3 separate regions of the Mus musculus genome follow, and all the other regions are linked to region 1. The links are chromatin loops, found by intact Hi-C in ENCODE. Cell type or tissue: left cerebral cortex. All regions are shown on one strand.

What was found. A loop is a pair of places that touch in the nucleus more often than their neighbours do. Peaks named below come from ENCODE experiments on the same cell type or tissue, not always from the same donor. Only the 100,000 strongest peaks of a DNase experiment are listed, where the experiment ranks them.
Region 2: it touches region 1 in a loop (2.2-fold over the local background); 6 of 42 quality-filtered maps call a loop at or near these places.
Region 3: a loop joins it to region 1, with 4 times the contacts of the local background. A loop is called at or near these places in 3 of 42 quality-filtered maps.

The regions. Positions count from the first base shown.
Region 1 is chr17:50,756,824-50,764,823 of GRCm38, forward strand. The region is part of intron 18 of Tbc1d5 (TBC1 domain family, member 5); the gene reads right to left. Among named protein-coding and RNA genes, the nearest start is that of Gm41598, 30 kb to the right of the region's middle. In left cerebral cortex, no CTCF peak of the experiment used is centred here; DNase peaks (open chromatin) are centred at 4,341, 5,618, 6,305 and 6,805; H3K27ac peaks cover 3,679 bases.
Region 2 is chr17:50,415,918-50,423,917 of GRCm38, forward strand. No RefSeq gene overlaps it. Among named protein-coding and RNA genes, the nearest start is that of Gm31015, 4.2 kb to the right of the region's middle. In left cerebral cortex, a CTCF peak has its summit at 3,120 (motif pointing right); a DNase peak (open chromatin) is centred at 3,135.
Region 3 is chr17:50,677,816-50,685,815 of GRCm38, forward strand. All of the region lies in intron 5 of Plcl2 (phospholipase C-like 2), which reads left to right. Among named protein-coding and RNA genes, the nearest start is that of Gm41598, 110 kb to the right of the region's middle. In left cerebral cortex, no CTCF peak of the experiment used is centred here; DNase peaks (open chromatin) are centred at 307, 660, 1,672, 2,611 and 2 more places; H3K27ac peaks cover 1,546 bases.

The sequences.
Region 1 (8,000 bases):
AATAATAATAATAATATTGTTGTTGTTGTTTTACTTTTGAGATGAGGTTTTACTTTGTAGCCCTGGCTAGCCAGGAACTCTCTATGTAGACCACACTGGCTTTGAACTCACAGAGATCCACTTGCCTCTGAATCCTATGTGCTAGGATTAAAGGTCTGCACCATCATGCACAGCCTCCAAATACAGACGACAACAACAACAACAAAAAGCCCACTACTACCATCATCATCAAAAAGAGTGAAAAAGACACTTTGAAAAAAAATCTCAAGGTGTACGTGGGCTGAAGACATACAGAGACCCACCTGCCGCCATGTCATGAGACCATGAGACTCAGAAGACACCCTACTACGTGGTAGACAAATAGGACAGAAAGAGAAGTGGAACAGTTTGAGCACTGTGAAGAGAGACGGACTTGGAGACGTGAGGACGTAGAGGAACAGCCTCATGTGAGTAGCCTACTCTGCCACTTGAAATCATGGTGAAGTCCTAGCCCATGCTACAGTTGAGAGCCATGTCTGGGTCCATGGCCCTGCAGCAATAGGGGTCTGTGTTGATGTATGTGGCTCATATTACCTCTAAAGACCACAGTACAGCTAGCCCTGGTGGCAGGGGCACAGGTGAGCCAGTTTTGAGGGCATGAGCCAGGGAGAGCTGACCTTGCCCCATGTCAGCTACAGCATGGGGTGTGTTAGCCAAAGCAGTGCTAGAGAGCTTCTGCTAAAGGTGCGAGTTCTGGAGAGCTGACTGGCTGACCAATTCAGCCACCATTCAGGCCACGATCCAGGGCTTTGACTTGGCCCACCCAACATCTACCCCATCTATGAACTGCTGGAGTGTGTGAAAACATAGGATCTGCCAGTCCTGCAGATTCAAAGGCACAGGATCCCCAAGACATAGGGCAACAGCAGGTTATCTGAGAGGAGTCCCAGTGAGGATCCAGTATTGATGGGTTAGCAAAAGCCAGAGCCCTTGAACCAGACCAATAAGACTCATTGCAATGAACATTTGCAAGCAAAGATGTGTGGACGAAGGATATACTACAGCTTCCACAAGGAGATGTTTCTAGGTTCTTTTTTTTGTGTGTGTTTTTATTTTTATTTTTATTTTTTGCTTTCTTTTGTGGGGACTCCCCACATATACAAGGGCAGGGGGAGGATATGAAGAGCCAGGGAGATGTGTGGGATTGGGATGCATGATGTGAAACTCACAAAGAATCAATAAAAAGGTAAAGCAAGCAAGCAAACAAACAAACAGAATCTCAAGTATTCCTAATTGAATTCTAGCTTTGGCTACCTGTAAACATACAATGCTGTATAAAACATACATAAAATATACATTTTACTCCACACAATCTATTTTCATCATGTGTTTCCTCCCTCAGCCTGTGTTGGCTTTTCTCTACCTTTCTACCAACAAGTTTTATGCTCCCTCTCTCTCTTCTTTTTTTTTTAAACAAAACAAAACGAAAGTCAAAAGAAAAAAAATGAAAAACCGGTAAGTCATAAATACGAAAACAAGATGAAACAGAAAGCCCAGAACAAAACATGGAGTTGGTTTTGTGTTGGCCAACTAATGTCTTTAAAAATACCGAGCAATAAAAATTAAAATGGAAAACTGTGTTTCACTAGCCTATACTTCCTAGGCAATTCCATTTTCTACACACACACACACACACACACACACACACACGAAACCAAAGACCTCTGTTTGTCACAGAAACTTTATTATTGTCTAGACAACGATAATCTCTTAAAATGTGAGCTTTCCCAGCAGCTGGTAAGTAGCTATTCTTATGTTTCCTCTCTTGATATGAAGCTGGGGCATTTTGTTTGTTTCTAGAAAAAGGTCCTCTTGGCTGAGTCATTAAATTCCAAAAAACAATCTAAGTAGAAGGAAAAGGAGGAGAAGGAGAAGGAGGGAGAAGAGGAGGAGGATGAAGAAGAGGAGGAAGAGGAAAGAGAGAAGGAGAAGGAGAGGGAGAAGGAGAAGGAGGAGGAGGAGAAGAAGGAGAAGATGATGATAAAGTCTTTATTTTGAAGGAAAAATTAAACATGTGAACAATTTCCTAGAGAAATTTGTAGTATTTTGGGAGTTTTTTTTTTTCCTCAGAGAAAGGGAATAATCCTTAAAATTTGGGATACTTTAGCCAAGACAGCTAGAGTAGAAAAGCAAAGGGGTGGCCAGGGCCGGCACCAGTAAGCACATGGGCTTTTCAGTCTCAGATGCCTTCGTTCTGATATAAAAGTCCTCTGTGCCATGAACAAGAGGGGAGAGAGACCTCCCGAGCGAGGCATCGCTCTTCTTTTTAAAAGAGCAATTATAATTTGGCTGGTTGGGTGGGAATTATAGTTGAAAAGGTCCCTTGTAGGTGTGCTGCACTTTGAAGACACATGTACACAGCACTGAAGAAGCAGTGACTGAACTGCAACCTCAAGAGGTCTTAGCAATGTGCACTGAAATGTTTGACAAAGCCAGACGTAGCAGCGCTCGAAAAGTGAGTATTACACAAGCACTTCCCATGTTCTTTATGTCTCCTGTGAAGTTCAACAGCTTCCCCTGCTCTCCAATAAGGATAAAGAGCACCAGGAGCTAAACCGAAGGATGCTAATGGGGACAGGCAGAGTTACCTATCCAACTCTAACCGGGCATCAAGGTGAAAGGGATGGATGGGCTGTTTCAGGCCGCTTCTCTCTCTTCCTTTCTCCATCCCTTTCCACATCTCTGTTCTGTAAGATAGCTGTGGCAATTAGAGAAGGCTGCATTTCTTCATCTGTGAAAGCTGCAGTCAGTTTGAGGAGATGGTACCATATATTCCTTCTCTTTCAAGTGCATGTGGTCTCGTTAGCCTACAAGAATCCCTCTCCATCTCTTGCATCTGTACTGGCCTCACTGCCTTCATTTGGAGACTGCCGTAAAGTCAAGCTATGTCACGTTGGGGAAAGTTTAAAAGCCTGGCAAATTCTGCTTTCCCTAACATATTCGAGGTTATATACGAGGTTCAGGTTAGAGCATCCAAGAGAGAATCATGGTGGAGGAATGGCCATAGGAGAAGCAGTGGGACTCTAGACATGATAAAATGTTGTTCTGGTATCTTTTAGTCCATCATAGCTGTAGCCAGGTAAGGAAGAGAGATCCAGTTAATATTACCTGGAGCAAAGCACAGCCTGATGAACCCTGTCCAAGTTCCTAACTCACAGACTGAAGGGAGTAACAGAACCCTCCCTGTGATATTCAATTTTGAAGCTGCCCCCTATGTATTGAGAGATGGTTGAACGTGGGCGGCTGTTGTATGAGAGAAACTTAAGTTCCATTCCTGTCTTGTCACTGACAAGTCATGTGGCCTTTGGCCATCTCCCTCTCCAGCCCTGGTGGAAACTCAACCCTCTGGAGGATGTATACTCAAATTCTGCTCCCAAGGCACTTAAAGTGGTAATGAGTTGGGACATGAAAGTGGACCATACAGTAGAGTGCACAAGTCTTATAATGAAACAAGAAACAGTGCTCTGGGAAGCTTGGCCCCAGCCTCTTGCAGCCTTCACGGAGTCATCTGTTGGTTGTGGTAACAAACCCAACCAGCATCTAGCCTAGGACTCAAGCTAGGGTCTGGTTGTAGCTAGTAGGTAGGGTATTGACAACCCAGAGTATACAAAGAACACCAGAAAAGAGAAGCTTCCTGGTTGAAATAAACTCTGTTTACGTGGGGTAATGGTTTATTAGATTAGCAGCCACATCAGTTAAAACACAACAGCCTTTAGGAACTTTATCTTATTCAGAAGCCTTTATTGCACTTAGTGCCTTGCTTTGGGAAAGCTGGGAGGGACACATTTTAGAGAAAAGAGCTGTGTGTGGCCTTCTGGTGTGAGGTACTGGGCAGCTGGAGAAGCGCTTGCAGCTCAAATGTCCACACTCTGCTACTCTGCCATGCTAGATGCTATCACTATCTGATAGAGACCATGGGCAGAACAAGGTTTGCAACTATGGGTTACCCTAGGTACTTGGCTGCTAAATTTAGAAGGATAAGAAACTACAATTTCTAAATTTTCGTTTTCATGTGGGGGCTCTGTTATAAGAGCTCTGTTATAATCTCAACACATACAGAATCCACACAAACATTGTGGAAAGGGCACATTTATTCATTCAAACCTTCATTTTCGGGGAAAGGTCATTAAGACTGAAGAGGACTGCTCTGGTTGAAGCAGGTGCAAAGGGCCAAGAATCTCTTATATTTGGCACTCTGAAATGCAGTTTCTCATCCCCAACGAGGTTGCTGAATGTGAAAAACATTCTGAAAGCCTTCAGCTATCACTCAGCTTATAAATAGAAATGGGATCACGTGGGAACAAAGGGTGGCTTGCCGCTTATTCTCATCATATTATATAATTGCAATTCTAAAACTGTCAGAAGCCACTTTAATCTCTATCTTAGTGTCTCAGGCTGTACACTCCCTGCAGCTAACAATACTCTCCACAAGGCAGCTTCAGTCACTCCCTTTCATTACACTGGCCTTCTGAATAAAAAAGAAATGCTTGCCCAATCACCCTGAGGTCATATGAAAACAACCACTTAATGGTCCTGAAAGGAACCGCTCACTGTGTTTACTCTTGCTTGCATCGTCTACTATCTGTAATAGGAAGGAATGTGGTGGGGTCATGATGGAATTCTGGAGTAGACATTCCTGGGTTCAAAACCCATTTTTCCCATTTTCTAGTTGAATAACTTTGACAAGTTCTTTAATTCTTCTTTACACCTCTGTCTGCCAGAAATGATGGAAGAAGGAGATGAGTATGCATGGAGATTCCTGCCAGGACATACACTCAATAAGTCAAGTCATATAGTTTTTCGGTTTTTAAAAACATAATTAAGTTAAAACAATGAAACTGGCTTAAAGAACAGAAATTTATGATTCACTGTCAGAAAATAGTAGTTTCTGGTTTCTAAACTTCATGTGGCAAAAGATCAATAAGGGACATCAGAATCCAGCATTGTCCTACGTTTAGAAGAGCAAATCCATATATAAGGCAAGAACTGGACACCCGAGGCTGGGCTACCTACAGACCACAGCAAACTGTATTTGGAAGCCTTATAGGTAAGAGTTAGAGGGCAGGGGATACTTTACTAGAAAAGAAAAAAAGCTAGCATCTAACTTTTTGGAGAGTGATATTAAATAAACTGGACAATGAGTGTCTTAGGGTTTTACTGCTGTGAACAGATAAAAAGGCAACTCTTACAAGGACAACAGTTAATTAGGGCTGGCTTGCAGGTTCAGAGGTTCAGTCCATTATCATCAAGGTGGGAGTGTGGCAGCATCCAGGCAGGCATGGTGCAGGAGGAGCTGAGAGTTCTACATCTTCATCTGAAGGCTGCTAGCAGAATACTGGCTTCCAGCAGCTAAGATCAGGGTCTTAAAGTCCACGCCCACAGTGACACCACACCTACTCCACCACGGAGAACACCTGCTAACAGTGCCACTCCATGGGCTGAGCGTATATAGACCCTCACAATGAGCTTTTCATGTATGGATCCATTTACTCTTCACAACAAACCTGTGTGGCAGATCCTCTCATTTACTGACAGATATTCCTGTCAGCCATATTCTCTGGGAGTATATGCTCCAGGTTAGGCAGCCAACCAAGAACCAGATCCCTTGGCTGCTCGCCCATGTCTTCCCTAGATGGACTCACATTCATGTTCTACGCTTTCCTAGCAAAGATTTAATGCACATTTACCAACTGTAATGGAGATACTAACTTCTAGTGGTTCACTAAACTATTTCCTTTCTAAAATGTTTAGAAATGGTTTATCATTGTAGTACATTTCAAATCCACTGCTTGTAAGGGTGAGGCAGGAAGATTGCTGGCAGTTGAAGATCAGCCTGCACTACATGGTGAGACCTTATTTAAAAGAAGAAAGGCATTTCTACAGGGGCATTAAGTTGGCTGAATATTATGCAATTTGGTTGTTTATAAAATACATCTTTCAGGTGTTAGTTATATACCTTCAGTACCTTTTTGATATTTTTTAAATAGTATAAGGTTTTATGATTTATTATTTACTTCCTTATCAACTTGATTAATAAATACATTCATTTACATTGTGTTAAGCCATGCAGAAAATACAATAACAGTTGAGATGTGGGCTCCTGGCCTCTATGAGTTTAGAGGAAGATACAGTCTGTACGTTCTTAAAGCCAAGAAAGGAGTAGGAAGCTCTGGAGAAGATGCAGGAGGATGCATGGAAATGAGAGCATGTTTTCTAGAATTCTGAAGGTACTGAAGGAGGAGGAATCAGAAGCAATGATAGAAAAGCATGTTCCAGGAAACAAGGATCCAGTCAACAAAGTTTTGTGTGTGTGTGTATGCAAGTGTCTGTGTGCATGTACAGGAGAGTGGCAGGTGAGCAAAGGAAAAACCAGTAATGAAGTCAAGTCAGAGAACTGAGAGGAGCAGGATCTTCAGATGGGCAGAAACCCCTCTCTCACATTCTTCCTTCCAGTAATGTGTGAGATGCTAGGGTCTGACACATAGTCTGCTGTTCCCACTGTCCCTAATGGAGACCATGTTTGAGGGTCACTTATGGACAAGAGTGACTGTCAGTTTTGCAGCAAAACAGGGCGAGAAGGGTCCTGGGGTGGGCTCTGCTCAGCTTCTAAGAGTGTCCTCAGATCACAAGATAAGCAGACATGGGAGCCAACACTGACAGCAGCAGCAGGAACCAGCCAAGAATAGCAGCTAGAGACAGGAAAGGCGCCCAGTCTTGCTTGAACAGATGGGTGAACAAGAAGTGGGAAGAACAGGAAACGGAAAGTCTTGATGAGAAGGAGGAAGGCTGCAGATGCTCTGAGGAAGCTGTGGTATACACAGGGTAAAACACACACACACTCGCGCACACACACTTGGTGTGAATGAAACCCAAGCCAGAGAAGCATATGGCAATAGCCCTGGAAGACAGCATCAGGAAAAATAGAACAAGAACACAATGACTACATATTACACTGCATTAAATGACAGGGTATGGGTGTGTGAAGCAGTTCAGCCGCTGTACTGGAGAACAAGCTGGAATATGAACGCTATAGCCCTAGCATTAGTGTATAAGAGGCCTGTCACATACAATAGTTAGGGCTTTAACGAGTCAGCAACTCTTTGAGCCCAAATATAAGATGGTAACACTATTTAGTATGGCCTGTAATTCTTAGGGGATTGGATTATTGGAGAGTCTTGATAAAGGACACAGTTTGGCCTAACAAGTGCTTTATAAATGTTACTTTTTTGTTGTTTTGTACTAGCAATGTACTCCTAGAACATTACCCCAGGGAACCATGTGCATACATAAAAGCAACTGAAGATATTAGTCAGGCATCCAAGGACAGCACATATACTCACGTGAACCCTGCATGTTTTTTAAAAATATTCTGTTGATGGACAATTCACAGACATACAACAGATGACTAACTGGAAAAATAAGATTGCAATGTATAAGTTTTTTTTTTTTTTTAAGTAGTCTTGACTTTGAAAAACATGGTGGGATTATACTTTTTTTTTTTCTGGATTTTCTACAAGGATATGGGGTTATATATTTACAAGAAAATAAGATTATTATGTGAACAACATACTAGGGAAGACATTTTTAAAAAGCAAAAGGGTTGGCTGGGGAAATGCCTCAAGCATAGAGACCCAGCTTTGGACCCCTGCATCAACTTCTCATCCAGCTGTAGCCATGTGTGATGCAATCCAGTGGTGACTATATGTGGACACTGATCTCTGGAGCTTGCTAGCCAACTAGTCTAGACAAACTGGTGTTTTGCTATGTATGTGCACACGTGTGCATGTGTGTGTGCATGCGTGTGTGCGTATGCGATTCTGTGCGTGCATGTACAGGAGAGTGGCAGGCGAGCAAAGGCGGAACAAATTATGAAGTCAACTCAGAGAACTTGGAGAAGCAGGTCCTTCAGATGGGCAAAAGGCCCTCCCTTCCATTCCTTTCTAGTCAAGAAGCTGTGGTTC
Region 2 (8,000 bases), 340 kb before region 1:
ATTTGAATAAAACAGGAAGGGAATCAGAAGGAGAAAGCAAGCTAATAAATAAGCAGGTTGCTGTTGTGCAGTGTACAGCATGAGGGCCACCTCCTTGGGGACTGCTAGCTGGAGGAACACGATGATTTTGTTTTTGTTTTTTTTTTTTTAATTCCTGCAGGCCAGCATAAGATCACAACCACAAATTTTGAGTCAATTTTGAAGCAAGCTTTATTAAATACTGGCCAGGACAATGGACACTGATCAGGTCCATACTCAGGATCCCAGAGTATGCCAGAACTACTTTATTCAGAGGCTCATAGAGGCAAAAACCACAAGGCTATGTACTTCCTGTCTTTGTCCAATCAGGGGCAAGCATGCATCCTGGGGTACCTCCTGCCTACTTGTGATCAAGCACATCCCGTGCAGTTGAAACAACCAAACCTGTTTACAGAAGCAAAGACTTGTGGTTTGTTATCTTACATGACCAACAGCCCCCAGCATTCCAGGCACAAAGAAGGAGAAAGAAATCTGAACATTTCTCAATTTTCATATACCTTAAATAATTTTCTCCTCATACCTTCATAACTTAAGCTTTCATATCCCCAGAAATTACTTTCTTTGACCCTCATAGCTCAACATAAACTTATAAACCCCCCCAACCCCAATTTAATCATTTTTCATAAGACACAAGTGGCTGATTACTGAAAGCAGTCCTTTACTGTTGGGATAATCTCCAGTGCACTGTGTCAACGTTGTCTTTGTATTATTCAAATGTTGATTTCTGTACCAGCTGAGTGCTAAGTACTGTCTGGACTTTGGTATTGTTATTTTTATGAAGCATCATTTGTCTCACTGTTTGCTTTATAAAAGAGTTGACAGCCTATGGCTGGGCAAGAGAGGAAAGGGGGAACATCTGGACAGAGAGGGGGAATGCTGGGAAGAATTGCAGGTGTGTGTGTGTGTGTGTGTGTGTGTGTGTGTGTGTGTGTGTGTGTGTTATTGCCAGCCAGACATGGAGGAAGAAACAAGATAATGGGCCACGTGGCAGAATGTAGATTAGAATAAATGGGTTAATTAGGTTATATGAGCTAGTTGGGAATGAGCCTAAACTATAAGGCTAGCCTTAATGAATAATAAGTTTCTGTGTCATTATTGGAAGCTGGCCGGTTAAGACAGTCTGGCAATAATTCACTATTTCTTTAAATAAAGGAATAGTAAAGAGTTACATCTGAAACCTGTTTATCTTTTAGTATGAAGCCCATTAGAAAGGCAACCCTGTCTACTTTTTCTGAATAAGAGATCTAGTTGCTCTAGAGAAAACAAGGCCTGGTTTTTGTATATGAAATTATAAGGCCCCAACTCAATGTCTTTCTTAGATCCCTAGAAACAAAGCCCAGCATGGAGTTCTTTGTTCTTTTGCCTTAGGCCTGAGAGAACGATGACCACTGGGTGACCCACCCAGGCACCTGACCCATAGTGTAAAGGACCAAGAATGTTTGCCAAAGATAACCTGTAACCTTTCCATGAGAGATGAGCTGTAATTCACCATCCCCATTTTTACGATGTTTACTCAGCTTCCCCATTCTTTGTGGTCTTATCCTCCCCTCACTTTGCAGTTTATTCTTTAAAAACCCTCGACTGCAACTGCTGGGGGTTGATCTCCTCTGCCCCTGTGTGGGTTATGAGCTCGGCCTCAGCATGCTGATTCCCGAATAAACCTCATGAGAATAAACCTCAAGAACGGTTTCTCTCGTGTTATGGGGGCATCGGCTCATTCCAGGACTTGAGTGAGGGTCTCCCCGAAATGGGGGTCTTTCAGTTGGGGGCTCGTCACGGGATTTTGTGGCCACCCCATTTCTTGGAGACCCCTCTTGGAGGTAAGATTCTGTCTTTGTCTGCCAGCTGTGTCTAAATTCGGTACTTTTGGTTTTGATTTGCAGTCGTCTGTGCTTATGAGAGCAATGAACTCCTTGTCCTTGACGGAAGGGAGATGTGTCAGGGGATAACTGGCTGCCACCCTGGGAGATGTCCCAGGAGGTTGGAGGGAGCTCCAGGGACGCCTGGAGATTTTCCATCTGGGTGCCACATTGGAGCCTGAATCCCTCCTAAAGAGGAGAGATTTTGTGCCCACTCCGCCATTTAATTCTGTTTCTTGGTGTTGGAAGTCCCGCAGGAGGCGGGTCCTGGTTTCAGTCTTTGTAATCTTTTTGTGTGTTTTGTTTGTCTCCCTGTACATGACTCAGACAATGGGACAGACCATTAGCACTCCCCTTGGACTGACTCTTGACCATTGGACTGAAATTAAGACTAGGGCTCACAATCTATCTGTAGATATCAAAAAGGAATTCTGCCACTGATGCATTGGCCAAAAATTGCGACCACCCCTCACACCCAAGAACCGACTTGGAGGTATGGGGATGCTCTCTGGAATGTGTGCTTGCCGACTGGAGTCTCTGTTCTGAGTGTCTGTTTTCTGTAACGAACGAGCACTTCTTGTGTAGGTTGGTTTGTCTGTGTCTCATCCTTTGCTTCTGAAGCATGCCACAGCCTGAGTTTGGATCCGTCTGAGTTTATTCTGATCACCTGAGTTTTGGATTCTGATCCACCTGAGTTTATACTGATCAGCCTGAATCCCGTTTAAAAAATGCCCTTGGGGATGCTCTGTCTGTAGGGACCTTCGTCTCATTCGTAGGGACCTTTGTCCCGTCTTTGGGGACCTTTGTCACATCTGTGAGGACCTTTGTCCCATCTGTGGGGACCTCTGTCTCCTCTGTAGGGACCTCTGTTCCATCTGGGGGGACCTCCATTCCATCTGTATGTCGGTAGTGGTACTGTAACCTTTTGTTGAGAACCGGCCGTCTGATTCAGGGACCTTCTGGGTCATTTCTCTGGTTTTGGTCTTTGTGTTTGTTGACAATTTGTGTGCTGTTTGTATTCTTTGTGACTAAGACGATGAGACAGACTATGACGATGACACCACCCCTCCCCCCCCCCCCCCCCCAGTTTGACTCTTAACCATTGGACTGAAGTTAGGACTAGAGCCCATAACCTCTCTGTGGAGATTAAGAAAGGACCTTGGCAGACTTTTTGTGCCTCTGAGTGGCCAACTTTTGACGTTGACTGGCCACCAGAGGGAGCTTTTGACTTGACTAAGCCATTATCTTTCAGGAAGGACCAGGACCTCACCCTCACCAACAGCCATACATTACAGTAATGGCAAGACCTGGTCCAGAATCCTCCACCTTGGGTCAAGCCTCAGGTGTGCCAGCAGAAGCCAGGCTCCCAAGTCCTGGCCTTCTGAAAACCCATGAAAGAGAAAAAGAAAAAATAAATAGGCAGTGTCACTTGGTCTTTGGAGCCCTGCACCTGTAGTTAGGAGTCTAGTGTGGCTGGAGAAGCCCTGCTAGGAGCTGATTGTGAACGCTGCTCTTAAAGGGACCAGCAGCTTCTCAAGTTCTTTGGTAAGGGAACTGATGGCTGTTTTTCCTACAAAAATCTCTGTGCTTGTGATTATTGGATTCATCAGGTAACAAAGAGCTCCTCTCTTGAAACTACAGCTAGAAAAATTAAGAATTTTGTTTGGTTTAAATAAGCAAATGCATGCAGCCATTTCATTTTTGTTTCTGAATAGTTTTAAAGGTATAAATATGTTTTATATGTCTTGGTTATAGATTATTGGCTCATAAGTTATTGGTTATGATTAAAAATTTGTACCATTGGTAACAGAAAGTTGGCTTAAAACTGATAACTCTGGGTTGGAGTAATTTAGAACTACAACATGTGGCATGAGACAACCCTAGGAAACAGGTCTCTAAAGATATGCCTAAATTGGGTAATACTCTATGTAATTCTTATCCTAGAAACCAGACTTATAAAAGATAAGACTTAGGGCAGTGTCTATTTGAAGTATTGGGGGCTGCACCTTCTTGTGGTTGTGTGCAGGAACAGGCAGTCAAGCTTTGTAGCAAGTAATATTTTTGGTGTTGATTTTTACAGAGAATAGATTGTTTACACTGTTAAAACTGGGTTTTGCTTCCCAAAATTGTGGTTGTGCTCTGGTGTTACAAGAGAAATCGAAAGTGAAGGCTTCTCCTGAATCAGAGCCACCAGCTAATCCATTGGCTCCTCCAAAAATCTATGAAGCCTCCTGCGTGGCCTAGTCCACTACCTCCCTCTTATCCACAGCCTCAACACCCACCTCAGGCCTTTGCGATGCTTTGTTTTAACTAAACAGTAGGATTCCCCTGGTCCGCACCAGTTCTAAGTCAGCTGCTAGGTGCCTGCTGAGGCGCTCGGAACCACGGCCCGGAGGGGGGCAGACCCCACGGGGGGGGGGGGACACTGACACAGAGGTCCCGGGATACCTCCCCCCCCACCACACACACACACACACACACACACACACACACACACACACACACACGCACCTCATGGCCGCAGGACAGGCAGAGGGGAGGGGAGAGGACAAGGCCAGGGGGCCCACACAGGCACCCTCCGAGCTCCCCGAGAGTGGCCATGGCAGCAGACTCCCTGCGGGTACACTGAGCTGGAGACTGCAGAGTCTGGATGGACTCCAGTGGACCCGTCCAATCTTCAACCCCTTCAGTACTGGCCATTTTCCTCTGCTGACCTTTATAACTAGAGAACTAACCACCCCCTTTTCTCAGAGGATCCCCAATGCCTCACAATGTTGGTGGAGTCCCTTATGTTCTCTCATCAGCCTACTTGGGATAATTGTCAGCAGGTGTTGCAGTCACTCTTCACAACCAAAGAGCAAGAGAATTCTGTTAGAGGCTAGAAAAATATCCCGGGAGCCGAAGGGCGGCCTACACAGCTACAAAATGAGATCGACATAGGATTCCCTTTGACTCGCCCTGGTTGGGACTACAACATGGTTAAAGGTAGGGAGAGCTTGAAATCTATTGCCAGGCTCTGGTCTCCAAGGTTCCTCAAAACAGCCCACTAATTTGGCTAAGATAAGAGAAGGTATATTACGAGAGAGAGAGAGAGAGAGAGAGAGAGAGAGAGAGAGAGAGAGAGAGAAGAAAGAGAACAAGAGGGATTGTAGACAAGAGAGAAATTTGACTAGAATCTTGGCCACAGTGGTAAGAGGGAAAAAAAGAGACAGGACCTAGACAGATAGGGAACCTGGGCAACAGAAGATCAATGTGCTTAACAGAATTAAGTGAGTTGGGTTCCAAGCCTCAGCTAAAAATGCTCAGCTGTGTCAGATTGAAGTTACTTATTTGGGATACACCCTTTGAAACTGGAAGCGGTGGCTAAAGGAATCCAGAAAAAACAAAGACTGCAACTCAGATCCCCACCCTAACTACACCAAGGCAAGTAAGAGAATTCTTGGACACCGCTGGCTTCTGCAGGCTCTGGATACCTGGGTTTTGTGACCTTAGCTGCCCCATTGTACCCACTAACCAAGGAAGGGGAGATGTTTGTGTGGACTCCAGATCACCAGAAAGCCTTTGAAGAAGTTAGAACCTGTTGCCAGCAGGTGTTTTTTGTTTTTTTTGTTTTGTTTTGTTTTTGTTTTTGTTTTGTTTTGTTTTTTGCCTAAAAGCTATTGCTGTCATAGCTCTACTTGTCAAGGATGCTGTAGTGGCACCCCACGCTCTTGAAAGCATTACCCAATAGTCCCCTGACCGATGGATGACCAACGGTCGTATGACACATTATCAGAGCCTTTTGTTGACCAAATGAGTGACTTTCATTCCCCTGCTGTCCTCAATCCCTTTACCCTACTGTCTGAGACTGATGACTCTTCACCTACTCATCACTGCGCTGACATTCTGGCAGAAGAAGCTGATACTCGAAATGATCTGAAGGATCAGCCTTGGCCTGGGAGTCGGAGCTGGTCCAAGAATGGCAGTAGCTTCATAGTTGAAGGTAAGCGGAAGGCGGGGGCAGCAGTGGTGGACAGAAAGCAAGTGATCTAGGCCAGCAGCCTCCCTGAAGAGACTTCGGCCCAGAAAGCCAAACTTGTGGCTTTGATACAAACTCTACGAATGGCAAACAGGAAGTCTATCAACATTTACACTGACAGCAGGTATACTTTTGCCACGGCACAGAGCAATATACAGACAAAGGGGGCTGTTGACATCCGCAGAGAAAGACCTAAGATGCTATGGCTAAAGGGAATCAGATGACAGACCTAACCACCAAGCAGGCAGCCCAGAGTGTTAACCTTCTGCCTGTAGCAGAAAAGTCCAAAACCCCTGTGGAAGTACACCCTGGAAGACTGGCAAGAAATAAAAAGATAGACCAGTTCTCTAGGATCCCAGAGAGGACTTGCTAAACCTCAGAAGGTAAGGAGATCCTACCCTTCAAAAAGGACTAGAATATGTCCAACAGATACATCACCCAACCCACCTAAGAGCTAAACATCTGCAGAGACTGGTTAGAACATCCCTTTATCATGTTCTGAGATTATCAGGAGTGGCTGACTCGGTCGTCAAACTTTGTGTGTCTTGCCAGCTGGTTAATGCTCATCCTTCCAGAATGCCTCCTGAAAAAAGACTGAGGTGAAGCCAGCCAAGTATGGTAACAAGTACTTATTAGTGTTTCTATCCACCTTTTCAAGCTGGGTAGAAGCTTTTCCTACCAGGACTGAGATGGCCAATGTGATGGCCAAAAAGATCCTAGAAGAAATCTTCCCAAGATTGGAGATACCCAAAGGTAATCGGGTCTGATAATGGACCTGCCTTTGTTGGCCAGGTAAGTCAGGGACTGGCCAAGATACTGGGGATTGATTAGAAGTTACATTGTGCATACAGGCTCCAAAGCTCAGGACAGGTAGAAAGGATGAATAAAACCATTAAAGAGACCCTTACCAAATTGACAGTGGAAACTGGCGCTAATGATTGGATATCCCTCCTACCCCTTGTGCTCTTCAGGGTTAGAAACACCCTTGGACAGTTTGGACTGACCCCCCTATAAATTACTCTAAGGGGGGGGGGCGCTCACTAGTAAAAATAGCCTCTGTACATAGTGCTGACATGCTGTTTTCCCAGCCTTTGTTCTCTAGGCTCAAGGTGCTCAAGTGGGTGAGACAGCGAGCATGGAAGCAGCTCCAGAAGGCCTATTCAAGAGAAGGAGACCTGCAAGCCCCACATCACTTCCAAGTTAGAGATTCAGTCTACATTAGACACCACCGTGCAGAAAACCTTGAGATTCGGTGGAAAGGCCCTTATCTTGTACTCTTGACCACCGTAATTTCTACTTTTATGGGACCCCTTTTGATTCTGATTCTGCTTTTAATTATAGGTCCATCTGTGTTGAAGAGCATGAATTAGTGCAGGACAGCTTTTAGTTTTGAGACAATAGTACCATGCCCTAAAGGATCAACTGAGTCAGGGAGAAGATAGTGTCTAGTTCTAAGATTAGAACTACTAACAAGTAGAAGTGGGGAATGAAAAAAAAATTCTAGGCCTTTAGGCCCAGGCTTGAGAATGTGACCTTTGTGACTCAATGCTCCAAGTTATGCTAATCATAAAACAGATAGCGACATTTCCCTACCTGCCTGCTTCCTGGGTTCAGAGAGTGTTCATTCAAAGAAAGTCACCCTGACCCACCCTGACCATTGCTGGAATCTGCTATGCAAATGTGCTATTGTTAGAGACTCTATGGCCAACATCAGAGAAAGGTTAGAAAAATGAAAATGAGAGCAAGAAGCTAATGAAGGATGGTTTGAAGGTTGGTTCACAAAATCCCCATGTATGACTACTTTACTATCTGCCCTCACGGGCCCCTTATTAGTTTTACTTCTTTTATTTACTAAAGGCCCCTGCATAATTAACAAGATAATGGCTTTTGTCAGACAGCAGGTCAGTGCTGTACAGGTTCTTATACTAAGCCAACAATATCAAAAAGTAGAACAGGCTGATGCGGGCTGTACTGAGTTAGAGGTTTAATTTTTCTAGTTCTATGATTAGAACTATTTACTACAAGGAGTGGGGAATGTAAGACCCCAATTCAATGTGTTTTTAGACCCCTAAAAACAAAGCCCA
Region 3 (8,000 bases), 79 kb before region 1:
TTTTTTCCTCCGCTCTATAAACAAAAGATACAAGAACCATCATTAACTGTGTCCCTCCCTAGTTCGGTCGAGTATAAGAAAGAGTTTTCTGTATTTTTATCGCTTCTCAGAGTAGCTACTGCTAGCTTTATGAGCCTGTTAACTTCAGTGTAGTGCAGTAGCACATGCCTGCAGTCGCAGCTCTTAGGTGACCTGAGCAGGAGGCCAGCCTGGCGGAGCTGTGCAACAGGACCCTGTTCCTTAGTTGGCCACTTCCTGCGCAGTCTGGCTGCTGCTGTGGTTTTAACTTGGTTGTGTTCTTATTGGTTTCACTCTGTATCAGGAATGTGGGCAGGGACTTCTGTGGCTCATTTCCCACCAGCACTGTGGGGAGGAGTTGATCGATCTTTCTTCTCTCCTCACTGAAGTAATCTCTCCCTGAGAACAGTTACCGTGCATGTTCATTGCTGTGCTTTTGATGGCAGAATCTCAAGGTGGAAAAGTCCTGGTGTAGCTGGTTACCAGGAACAGAAATTCACCAAGACTAGCTGGCAGAGAACCGGCTGAAAGTGTTGGCACTCACAGGAAATCATGAGAGACCACAGGGAACTCGGATCAAAACACTGCATTCCTGCCTCAGAGGGCCAGAAAGCTGTCAGAAGCCCTGGTGACCGAGAGCATCTGTGTCCTCTAGTTCCAGGGTTGTGCTGGCTTAGCTCTGGCATCTCTCCATTCTTCATGGCTAGCTAGCTCCTGTTCACGCAGTTCCTACTGTGTTATAGCTCGGCCTCTCCTTGGTCTTCTGCAACTGCTCTTCATGAGTTCTGTAGTAAGTGTACCCTGTGGTATTTGCTGGCTCAGCCCAGCCTTTTAGTTCTAGACCAGCAGTCCCACAGTGACAGGCCTCCTCATATTAGTTCTTACCCAGCCCTAATCCCTGTAGCCAAAAGATGGATGCCTTCACTGGCAGCTCCAGTTTCATGTTGCTGTGTAACAATCTACCTCAAAATTGGGGGCTTAGCCCCCCCATTATTCTATACATTAGCTGTGCTCAGCTGGGTGGTTTTCCTGATCCATGTGGTGGTGGTCAGGGCCAGGGGAAGGCTTTGCTTCATTGGGAGCTCACATGGCTTAGAAAATGGAGCAGGCTTTACTTGGCTGGCATCTCACCTAAGAGCTTGGGGTGTGTGTGTGTGTGTGTGTGTGTGTGTGTGTGTGTGTGTGTGGCAGGCTAAAGCAAGCTGCTTACAGCCCAAGCCGTCATCAGATGAAATACCCAGCTGGTCCTTCCCCCCGCCCCCCCCCCCATGCCCTGCACTGGCTGCCTTCAGAAAACAAGGATGAGAGGGAAACTCCAAAAGTAATTAGAGACTTATTCTCCCTGGGAACATAAGATTTCTGCCAAAAAAAGTCAATAAACCAGGTTGTGTCTGTACAGACATGATCTAGATCTTCTTCATGTATCCTGGGCACAGTGCTTACCTTAGAAACCTGAGGACTGTCACTCAATTCTTTTCTAAAATTTAATGTGGTGGCCCATGGATGACTCTTCCTCTAGATATTCTCGGCTGTTTTAGTGACTGTACTACAAGTGAGATCATATGTTGCCAGCTTTTCTGAGAAGCTGTACTTGACTGGAAGCTACTTTTCTATTTAAATAGTGTGTGAGTGGCTCAGAAAACCCGACAGTCCCAGTGTTCATCATTAGGCTTTTTTCACCACAGCATATCCCCCAAGACCTTACAGTGCGCAGTGATCTTAGCAAATGTGTGCTCACACAGAAGGTGCGTGGGGGAAGGGTCCTGTGTGTGCTGCTTCTCCTAGTACTGTCGGAGGTACAGAGCTGATCCTGAGCACTCCTCACTCTGCAGACCCTCTCTCTTTCCTCCTGGATCTTGGTCTGGAAGCTCTCCCTGATTTCCTGCTTTCTGGGTCCAAGCTGTGGCTCACTTCCGTGGTCCAACTGCTCCTGAAGCCTCCTCCCAACCTGTCACCAGAATGTCAGTGGATGAGGCTGCCTTCCCTATGACAGATCCATGACAGGGGCATGAGTCAGAGCCAGTTTAGAAAACATTATAGTCTAGATACCATGGTGCCCAGCAATGGCTGGGCTTGGTGGTAATATTTCCTGGGGTCACGGGGACAGCTGGGTAGAAGTCATGATTCCCGAAAGTCTTTGGACTTGCCAAGTTCCTTCCCTGCTCTCCTTTCTAGGCCCAGCTCAAACTCCTCCTCTGCAATGCTGCCTAGGAACCTCCATCTTAGGTGAATGAAACAGGACATTGTTTACTTGGGAGAACAGCATTTCTTCTGGATTTAAATTAAATTGGTTTCTTAATTTGAAATTTTATAGCGCTTTTGTAAGTTGAGGGATAACTACCGATTAGATAGAGACCAGAAGTGGTGGTGGGAGTCTCAAGACTCCAGAACAAAGTTGAACAAAGTCTCCATCATTCTTGTATGATGAAGACCTGCACATACAGTAAGCGATCTCCTTAGATTGAGGGAAGCAGCTGAAGCCAGAACACAGGGTGTTATTTTCATCCCTCCCCAGTGCCTTCCACTGCCTCTTGCAGAGCTGCTATAGATGTAAGCGGGGCAGAGGGAAAGCCCCGCCTTTCACTACCAATGCACGTTCAGCCCTGTGTGCACAGCCGCAAGTGCCTGTGGGGGAAAGCCATGGGACGGAAGACACAGGGCACATTTAGACAGGTCTCAGGACCTGTAGAAAAGCATGTGTCCTGGTGCTCTAGCTGAAGGCTACTTTGATGTTGGGTAATCTTGTTTCAAGTGTGAGGTTTAGTGAGACTTCAGTTGGAAGTAAGCCTGACCAATAGGAGACCTTTCTGATTATAGTGCTCGGCTTTAGCCTTTCCCGAGAAAGGATGGTGAGGGATGCTGTACAGCCCATAGCCAGAGCTCCCATAGCCCTGCCTTCCCATTCACTCACTGCTCATTCAACACACAGGAGATGGAATTCTCCGTTTCAGTATTTACATCATGGGAAGCATGCATAGGCTGAATACATAGAAATGGTCGAAATTCTATTTTATGTGCTTCACGATGCTGCATTCAGTGAGTGGGGTTCAAGCCCTATGGTTACTTGAAGGGAGCATAAGGCACACACTTAGAAAGTGGGTTATATTCTAGTGTAACTTGCTGTTTATATTCTGTCTTGTCCAAAGTCCCTGACTTGTCTAAATTCAGCTTCCTAGCTACCAGGACCAGAAGAGCACCATCTTCATAGTCATGAAACTGCCATGAGCAGTCTGTACAAAGGCCAACTACAGCACTGACACCAGGTCGTCATTCAGTGAACAGTCGCTAGCCTTCCCAGAAGGCTTTGTTGTCTTGTCTCTGACATAATGTAGGCTTTATAGCTTCAGTTACTTGGTAATTACAATTCAGAGCCCTTCTGAGCCACTTTCAATTGTGGTTGAAAGAAATGTACTGACAGCTGGAACAGTGGCTCAGAACTGCCCACATTTCCAGGGGATCCGGCTTGGCGTCCCAGCACCCATGTAACAGCTCACAACTACCTGTAATTGCAGTTCTGGGTGACCAACCCTCCCTTGGGACTCTGTAGGTACTGCACACGCATGGCCCAAAGATATGCATACCTGCAGGCCAAATACCCATGCACATAAAAATAAGCCGTAAAACACTAACAGGGCGCATTAGATAGTTCTCACGACATTTTAAAAAGTTCATTTATTTCTCTATTGCAATCTTTAGGTTCATAGCAAAGTTGAGAGCAGTGTTGGGAGGTGTCCCACATCCTGCCTGTTGCATGTATCACCTCTTCATCCTCCCCACTAGAGTGATGTGCTTTTTGCAGTCATTGCAGAGCCTCCATTGACATGCCATGGTTCCTCAAAGACCATAATGCAAGCTAGGGTTCCCTCAGTGTTGTGGGTAGGATAGATTTGAACAATCTGTATTGTCTATAGCAACGTGCTCCCATTGTTCCCCTACACCCTTTTTCAGTTCTAGAGACTGAACCAGGGCTTCACACACATGCTAGACAAGCACTCTATCCCCAAGTCCCATTGCCAGCCTACCATTCATAAAAGGCATTTTTGATCGTACACATTTAAGTCGCATGACTTCATGGTTTGATTGTGTCCATTACTGTGTCACACAGGATCTGCACCTTATTCCAGTGCTCTGAACATCCTCTGTGTCCTCCCCACATGTCCCCGATACCTGTCAACCACTGACCTGGTCCTGTCTCCATAGTTTTGTTCGTAGCTCTCTAAGGAGGTCTGGCCATTTGGCTGTGCTTCTCAATGCTTATGAAGTAGTAAATTGAAGCAGACTCACTTGTAGATGAGTCTCCCGTCCCCTGCAGCAGTGACCAGAAAATATTTACTAAGAGGCACCATGGTTGTGAGTGCCTGCTATATAATGTCCCATCAGAAGATGTGTGTTGGGTTTGCAGTCTCAGTTGTCTGGTTTGTATTGCAGAAGATACTCAGATGAGAAATAGCATAGCAGCTATACTGCATGTCATCATCTCAGAGGGACACAAATGGTCTCTTGAGGAGAGACAAAACCCAATTCTGTGCTGGGAAAATTAGATGCATACAGATATAGTCAATCGGCAGAGACCGGCATATGTTGTTGTGTTTTATAAAAAAACAAGGCCAGGATATGTTTTGTATAGTGAGGTATGGTGAGGTGGGAGGGGAGCCTCGGCAGGCCCATGCTGAGACCATAAGACAGGTTTAGTATAGAATAGAGTTTATTTAGGGCATGGGAAAGGGAGTTGAGAAGAGAGTAGAGACAGAAAGACAGGGAAAGGGAGAGAAGAGACAAGGCTGGCTGGAAACATGTAGAGAGAGGGGGAAGAGGAGAGATGGAGAAAGAGGTCAGAGATTGAAGGGGCAGAGAGTTCAAAGGGAGAGGAAGGGCCAAACAGCCCCTTTTATAGGAAGCCAAGCCTACCTGGCTGTTCCCAGGTAACTGTTGGGCAGAGCCTAGAGGGAATGCTAACACATGTGCTAGGTCTGGATGTCCCTGGACAGTTGTCTGCCTTCACTAGGCTTTAGTGCCCTAGGGCCTCAGCCCGAGTTGGCATTGTCTCCAGGAAGTGGATGGAATTGTTGCCACAGTCATCTGTGTTCCTCTCCGCATTCCCAGGGGATAAGAAGGTCAGCGCAGTTTATTTTTGTGCACTTAGCCAGAAGCCCTAGGGAGGAGGTGCCAATAATACCAAAGATGTTTGGAAAGGCCCTAGAAAATCAAGTTATTTATATATTTACCTAAAATTACATAGAATATGTACATGTGTATATATACACACATATTGTAAATTTTAGAGACTATAAAATCGTATGACTCATTGCGCTAATAAACAACTTCCATTTGGTACATCTACCTTCTGTGTTGCCCCCTCCATTCCTACCCTTAGCTGTTTGTCCATTCCCCACCTTGTATCACCTGTACCCTGTCACTCCTGTCAGCTCCCCTGCTTCTGACATCTGCAGTCCCTTATGCAATCCTGGTCTCTGTGTTTATTCCATGTTGTATAATCATATCTGAAGATTTGGGGCTATAAACCATAAACAGCACTCAGTGTAACCATTTCTAGGTCCCTCTGCTTGTAAGTTTCACAATTTCACTTTTCCTTACAGTTGGATAGTATTCTGTAGTATATATGCCCCATAGTTTCATTATTCATTGTCTGCTGAAGGCCATTTAGGGTGTTTCCATTTCCCATCTATTGTGAGAAATGTCTATGCAGTAAGATGTTGGGTCCTTGAGGCACATGCCAAGGGCTATATAAATGGGTCGGATGGTTGGCCTATTTTTAACTTTTTGGGGTTCTCCACACTGATTTTCAGAGTGGCTACACCAATTTGCATTTTCACCAACAGTGAATGCGGCTCCTCTTTTTCCATAGCCTCACCAGCATTTGTTGGCCATTGTTTTATTGATCTTTGTATTCTGACTGGTGTAAGATGAACTCTCAAAGTTATTCTGACTTTTATTTCCCTAATTGCTAAGCATAACAAACATTTTTAATGTCTTAGCCATTTTTAGATGCTTATGTGACTTTTATCTTCAAGTTCATTTATATGATGTATTTATTGACTTATTATTTTTAACAAACCCTGCATTTTCAGGGCAAAGCCAGCTTGCTCATGGTTGATGTTCTTTTTGATATATGGCTAGCATTTATTGGGGATGTCTGCAGCTGCGTTCAGCAGGGAGCCCAGTCTGACGCTTGACTCACGTGTCTTCCCCTCATTTGTGTATTCGGATGTTCCTGCTTCAAGGAGGATCTTGAGAGCGATCCCTGTTTCTCTCTTTTTGAAGAGTTTAAGGATCAGTTGTAGTTCATCTTTGAAGTCTGGTAGAATTCTGCAGCAGTTACTTTTAAAGGTTGCTTTGTGGGCCAAAGTGAGAACCTTCAACATTTTGGCCTAAATGTATTAGAGTTCTTTCTAGATAAAACCCAAACAGAGTAAGTCACACAATTCAAAACAGACTATGAAACTGAACACAGTTTGAGATTTCTCAACTAAAAACCCTATAAAGCCTCCAGATGGCTTCAAAACTAGTCACCCTTTGTCAGTGGCAGTAGTGTTAAAGTCCTTGCTCTTTACAGGTGTGAAACACTGGCCTGTGAGCACACCTCGGCCAGCACTGGCTCCTCAGGATCCCTCTTCCTTCTCACTGGGAAGCTGAACTCAGACAGTTTATTTCTGACACTGCACAGAACAGCATCGGGCCAGGTTCAGCTGCTGCCGTGCTCAGACGTGCTGCCACTGAGGCTAAGTTTTCTGCCACATGCATGTGATTGGGTGCACACAGGATCTGTTTCAGATGCCATAATGGCCCTCTGAACTTGGGAAACAAAAGTGTCCCTGAACCCTGCTACTACACATTATTCTGTCTTTCGGGAATTTTTGTTCTTAAAGTTCTTTTTCATCACCATGGTACATCTGTGCTGAAGAAGAGCAAGCCACAAAGCCTAGACTGCTTCTCATTGTGTGCCCATAGAATAAAGTGTCTGCTAATCATAGTTACAGGCAGGAAGGACAGAGCCGGGTGTTCTGGAGGAGGCCTGCATGCTTGTACTTTGTTTCCATTCCACAGACACTTGCTGACCACTTACCATATAATGTGCTAGGCTAAGAGGATCTAGTGATGATCAGAAATACACACACACACACACACACACACACACACACACACACACACACGAGTCATGGCCTGAGGAGGTCAGGCCAGGCAATGAGCACTGAGCTCTGGTTCACTCTGCACATGGAAGGCCTGCATGAAGAGGACCTGCTGTGTGTGAGCCATGTTTAGTGGCCTAGACTGGTGAGGGCCAAGTGAACAAGGCAGGAGATATGGGGATAGAATGCCAGCTGTGGGGCGTGTCACAGGGCCACCAACAAGGACTTTGACCCTCACTCTGAGCTACTGCAGAGCCACTGACAGGTTTTAAGCTGAGAGAAGGTATTTTATGGCTGGGTCATAGTTGGCTCTCTCTGGCTGTGATGTTGAAAGGGAAAATAAGGAATGTTCCAGTCCCGTGGTTAGAGAAACATGGCAGTGGCTTAGAGTGCAGCGGGGCAGTGAGAAGGGATGCAGCTGTAAGCGCTTGACTCAAAGTTACTGCAGAGTTGCATCTTACAGGGGCAGCGGGGGAGGGGCAGGCAGGGAGCTGGTGGTGACACTGGGGCTTTGCTTCAGGTGACATTGAGAACAAGGGTGCTCGAACTGAAGGGAAGCTTGAGGAGGGAGAAAGCAGGCATCAGGAGCCCAGTCCAGAACATGTCAAGCCATAGAAGGTGTTTTCACAAAAGACCAACTAATCTTCAGTAACAAAAGTAATATTCAAGTAGTAACCAAAGAATGAAGACGGTAAATGAATTTTAAAAATTAACAAAACAAAGAGCTGTTAAAAAAAAACATAATAAAATCAATAAGCCACAATCTAGGCTGAGGGGGAAAAAATGACAAAAATTACTAGTGGGGAACATATAAGGATTTCAGATCCTGTGGAC